2 separate regions of the Homo sapiens genome follow, and region 2 is linked to region 1. A link is a loop called in an ENCODE intact Hi-C map of the cell type or tissue named here. Cell type or tissue: MCF 10A. All regions are shown on one strand.

Evidence for each region. Peaks named below come from ENCODE experiments on the same cell type or tissue, not always from the same donor. Only the 100,000 strongest peaks of a DNase experiment are listed, where the experiment ranks them.
Region 2: it touches region 1 in a loop (8-fold over the local background); 2 of 110 quality-filtered maps call a loop at or near these places.

What each region holds. Positions count from the first base shown.
Region 1 is chr19:17,765,898-17,768,397 of GRCh38, forward strand. FCHO1 (FCH and mu domain containing endocytic adaptor 1) reads left to right here. Exons shown (of 29, transcript NM_015122.3): 7 at 772-913. Among named protein-coding and RNA genes, the nearest start is that of FCHO1, 16 kb to the left of the region's middle. RefSeq lists an enhancer at 321-858. In MCF 10A, a CTCF peak has its summit at 941; a DNase peak (open chromatin) is centred at 884.
Region 2 is chr19:17,394,082-17,396,581 of GRCh38, forward strand. CCDC194 (coiled-coil domain containing 194) reads right to left here and starts at 115. Exons shown (of 4, transcript NM_001395222.1): 1 at 1-115. The coding sequence starts at 77. In MCF 10A, a CTCF peak has its summit at 1,051; a DNase peak (open chromatin) is centred at 1,060.

The DNA.
Region 1 (2,500 bases):
TTTTTTTTTGAGACAGAGTCTCACTCTGTCGCCCAGGCTGGAGTGCAGTGGCGCGATCTTGGCTCACTGCAAGCTCCGCCTCCTGGGTTCACGCCATTCTCCTGCCTCAGCCTCCCGAGTAGCTGGGACTACAGGTGCCCACCACCACGCCCGGCTAATTTTTTGTATTTTTAGTAGAGACGGGGTTTCACCATGTTAGCCAGGATGCTCTCTCAATCTCCTGACCTTGTGATCTGCCCACCTCAGCCTCCCAAAGTGCTGGGATTACAGGCGTGAACCATTTTTTTTTTTTTTTTTGAGATGGAGTCTCGCTGTGTCACCCAGGCTGGAGTGCAGTGGTGTGATCTCGGCTCGCTGCAAGCTCCACCTCCCGGGTTCAAGCGATTCTTCTGCCACACCCAGCTAATTTTTGTATTTTAAGTACAGACGGGGGTTTCACCATGTTGCTCAGGCTGGTCTGGAACTCCTGACCTCAAGTGACCTGCTCGACTCGGTCTCCCAAAGTGCTGGGATTACCAGGGCCTGCGTTTAAATTCCAGCTCTAATGTTGATTTGTTGAGGGGCCTTGGGAGGAGCTATAGAGCTCCCTATGCCTCAGTTTCCCCATCTGTCACAGGCCCGCCTCTTACAGCTGCCATGGAGATTATATGAATTAGTATTCATTCATGTTTAGCAGGGCTCAGCGTGCAGCACATACCTGAGCCAGTGCCAGCGCTGTCCCGGGGTGGGGTGAGCCTGATGAACCCTGGGTGTGACCTTGCCCGCCCCCAGGACCTTCGCCCCGCTCTGGGAGGTCTTCCGCGTCTCCTCGGACAAGCTGGCGCTGTGCCACCTGGAACTGACACGGAAGTTACAGGATCTCATCAAGGACGTTCTCCGCTACGGCGAGGAACAGCTCAAGACCCACAAGAAGGTGTGTGTCGTGGGCGCCGCCCAGCGGCTGGGTGGGTGTGGAACACCGGCAGCTCACAGGACCCCAGATCTTCTGGGGCTTTATAACCTGCGGATGTCCGCCTCCGAGAATTCCGTTAATTCCACAACGTCAAGCCCAGGGTCTTACGGACCTGAGCGTTGTTGAATTTCAAACTTGCAAAATTCCAGACCAGGAGTTAGCACACTGTGGCCCACGGGCCAAATCCCGCCCACCCCCCACCAATGTTTGTACAGCTAAGAAGGGTTTTTTTTTTTTCTGCTTGTTTGTTTTTAAGAGACAGGGTCTCACTCTGTCACCCACATGCAGTGGCGTGATCAGAGCTCCCTGCAGCCTCAAACACTTGGGCTCAAGCGAACCTCCTGCCTCAGCCCCCACAGAATAGCTGGGACTACGTTGCACGCCACCATGCCTGGCTAATTTTTAAAAAATGTTTGGGCCTGGCGTAGTGACTCATGCCTATAATCCCAGCACTTTGGGAGGCTGAGGCAGGAGGATGGCTGGAGCCCAGGATCCTACAGGAGTTTGAGACCAGCCTGGGCAACATAGGGAGACCCCATCTTTACCAAAAAAAAAAAAACACCCAAAACTACCCAGGCATGATGGCACATGCCGGTAGTCCCAGCTACTCAGGAGGCTGAGGTGGGAGGATCACTTGAGCATGGGAGGTCGAGGCTGCAGTGAGCCATGATCATGCCACTGCACTCCAGCCTAGGCAACAGAGAAAGACTGTCTAAAAAAAAAAAAAAAAAAAACAAGAGAGAGAGATGGGTTATCACTGGTTTTTACATTATTAAAGGGTTAGAAAAAAATCTAAAGAAAAATAAAATTTCACCACATGTGAAAATTGTATGACAGTCACATATCAGTGCCAGTAAATAAAGTTTTATTGGCACAGAGCCATGCCCATTGATGTGCCTGTCATCTGTGGCTGTTTGGCACTGCAGCGACAGATTCAAGTGTTTGTATCAAGCCAAACACATTTGCTATCTGTCCCTTTACAGAAAACATTTGCCAACAGCTGTTCTAAAGCATTGGAAGTTACAGATATTCATATTTACTATTTTTACACTCTTATAAACCTAGAATCAGAAGAACCATCTTAGACTCTTAGAATTCCACAATATCCAAAGCTTATAATTGTAGAATCATAGATGCATTGTCTTTACAGAGTTCCAAAATCTGCATGTTTTTATGTCTTGTTTAAAAAGGGGGTTGGTAATACTTTGTTTTTGTTTTGTTTTGTTTTGTTTTTTTGAGATGGAGACTTGCTCTGTTGCCCAGGCTGGAGTGCAGTGTGCACAATCTCAGCTCACTGCAATCTCCATCTCTTGGGTTCAAGCAATTCTCCTGCCTCAGCCTCCCAGGTAGTTGGGATTACAGGTGTGCTGGTGCACGCCTGGCTAATTTTTTGTATTTTTAGTAGAGACAGTGTTTCACCATGTTGGCCAGGCTGGTCTTGAATTCCTGACCTCAGGTGATCTGCCCGCCTCAGCCTTCCAAAGTGTTGGGATTACAGGTGTGAGCCACCGCGCCTGGCTTTGCTGATTTTTAAATTTTTTGTATAGA
Region 2 (2,500 bases), 370 kb before region 1:
GCAGCCAGGAACACGGCCACCCCGCACAGGGCGAGCACCCGCCAGGCACGCCCGGGCTCCGGCCCCGGCTCGGCCATGCCGCGGTCCACAGCTCTGGCCCCAGACGGCCACGAATATTTAATTGGCACCTTGGGGCGCCAGGGACACCCACGGTTCCGCCCAGCCTGGCCGTGGCTTCCCAGGCCGTTGGGAGGGGTTGGACCCCCTCCAGGGGCTGGTCCATCCCGTCGAGCCCAAGAAAGGACTAGGGGTTCTGGGTTCCTGCATCCCACGTGCTGCCCTCTGTGCCTCAATTTCCCCCTTTGTGAAATGGGGAGAGTATTAACTCCTGCTTGGTAGGGCTTGGTAGGAATCAAGCTGGCACATCTGTAGGAAGCGCCAAAGACCGCATCTGCAAACGAAGTGCTTGGCTATCATTTGGGGATATGTCGTTTCCAATATTTTTTAATCTTAATTTTGTGTGTTTGTGTCGCCCAAGCTGGAGTGCAATGGCACAATCTTGGCTCACTGAAACCTCCGTCTCTGGTTGAAGCGATTCTCCTGCCTCAGCCTCCTGAGTAGCTGGGATTACAGGCGACTGCCATCACGCCCAGCTAATTTTTATATTTTTAGTAGACACGGGGTTTCACCATGTTGGCCAGGCTGGTCTCGAACTCCTGACCTCAAATGATCTGCCCACCTCGGCTTCCCAAAGTGCTGAGATTACAGGCGTGAGCCCCCGCGCCCGGCTAATTTTAATTTTTTTTGTTTGATTGTTTTTTTGAGACAGGGTCTCGCTATGTTGCCCAGGCTGGTCTTGAACTCCTGGGCTCAAGCGATCCTCCCGCCTTGGTCTCCCAAAGTGCTGGGATTAAAGGCGTGAGCCACCGCATCCGGCCTGTGGTTCCCATTCTGTTGACGGGGTAACCGCATTGGGAGATGGGAGGATACTCCACTGACTTACGGTTGGCAGAGTTTAGGCTGCCACGCCGGCTGTGAAGAGGACCGGAGGGTAGACAACAGGGTGGACCGGCCCCGTCTTCCCGCCTGCTCGCCACTGGGCAGCCAGAGGGCGATCTTACAACGTGATTACAATTGGGCTCTGGCTCCCCTTCCCTCTTAGAATACAACCCGTTCTCCCCTCCCCTTCCTTCCTCCTACTCTCCCTCCTCCCCCTCCTCCCTCCTCTTCCTGTTTCTCCTTCTCTATCTCCCCCTGCCCCTTCTCTCCCTCCTTACACCTTCAAGGACCTGATCACACCTTTAAGGTCATTTTCTTTTCACTCCTTCCTGTAGCCTCCCCAAGGTTCTTCCACCAAGTGCATTCCCATCGCAGGGCCTTTACACCTTCTCCTCCTCTGCCTGGCTAATTGCTGCTCTGCTAACAGGTCCCCTCCTACAGAAAGTCCCCCTCTTCAACACTACCTCCTTTTGATCAGCTCCTAGGGCCCTAACATTAAAAAGGTAATGGCAGGCCGGGCGCAATGGGTCACGTCTGTAATCCCAGCACTTTGGGATGCCGAGGCGGGTGGATCACCTGAAGTCAGGAGTTCGAGACCAGCCTGGCCAACATGATGAAACCTCATCTCTTTTAAAAACACAAAAATTAGTCGGGTGTGGTGGCGGGCGCCTGTAATCCCAGCTACCTGGGAGGCTGAGGCAGGAGAATGGGTTCAACCCAGGAGGGGGAGGTTGCAGTGAGCTGAAATCATGCCATTGCACTCCAGCCTGGGCGACAAGAGCAAGACTCTGTCTTAAAAAAAAAAAAAATTAGCCAGGTGTGGTGGCTGGCGCCTTTAATCCCAGCTACTCAGGAGGGTGAGGCAGGATAATCTCTTGAACTCGGGAGGTGGAGGTTGCAGTGAGCAGAGATCGTGCCACTGCACTCCAGCCTGGGTGACAGAGTGAGACTCTGTCTCAAAAAAAAAAAAAAGTAATTATATATTTATGCGTGTGACTGATTCTCCCCCCCACCCCCGCCTTTCCCATCAAACTGGGTGATCTTCCCCTTCACCCTCTGAAGGTTCCTTGAAAAATCAACTCACAAAAGGAAGATTAATAGGAGAAATGAGGCAGAGGTGGGAGGATCACTTTAGCCCGGGAGTTTCAGACCAGCCTGGGTAACACGGTGAGACCCCATCGCTACAAAAAAAAAAAAAAAAAATGAGCCTGATGTGGTGGTGTGCACCTGTAGTCCTAGCTACTCAGGAGGCTGAGGCAGAAGTATCGCCTGAGTCCAGGAAATGGAGGCTGCAGTGAGCCGAGATCGCACCACTGCACTCCAGCCTGGGCAACAGAGTGAGACCATGTCTCAAAAAACAAAAAAAAGTCTATTCAGGTATGTTGATAGACTTTAGTCTTTCTGCCTGTGATATGAGTTCAGTTAATGAAAACTCAAAGAATCAGAAGTAATTGTTTTCTTTTTTGGTGGGTCCAGAATTTAGGCGTGTAAAAAATAAAATAAAATTTTAGGACCTTCCAGATTTATTATGTCAAGGGGTAATAGTTAAGCCCTGGAAACT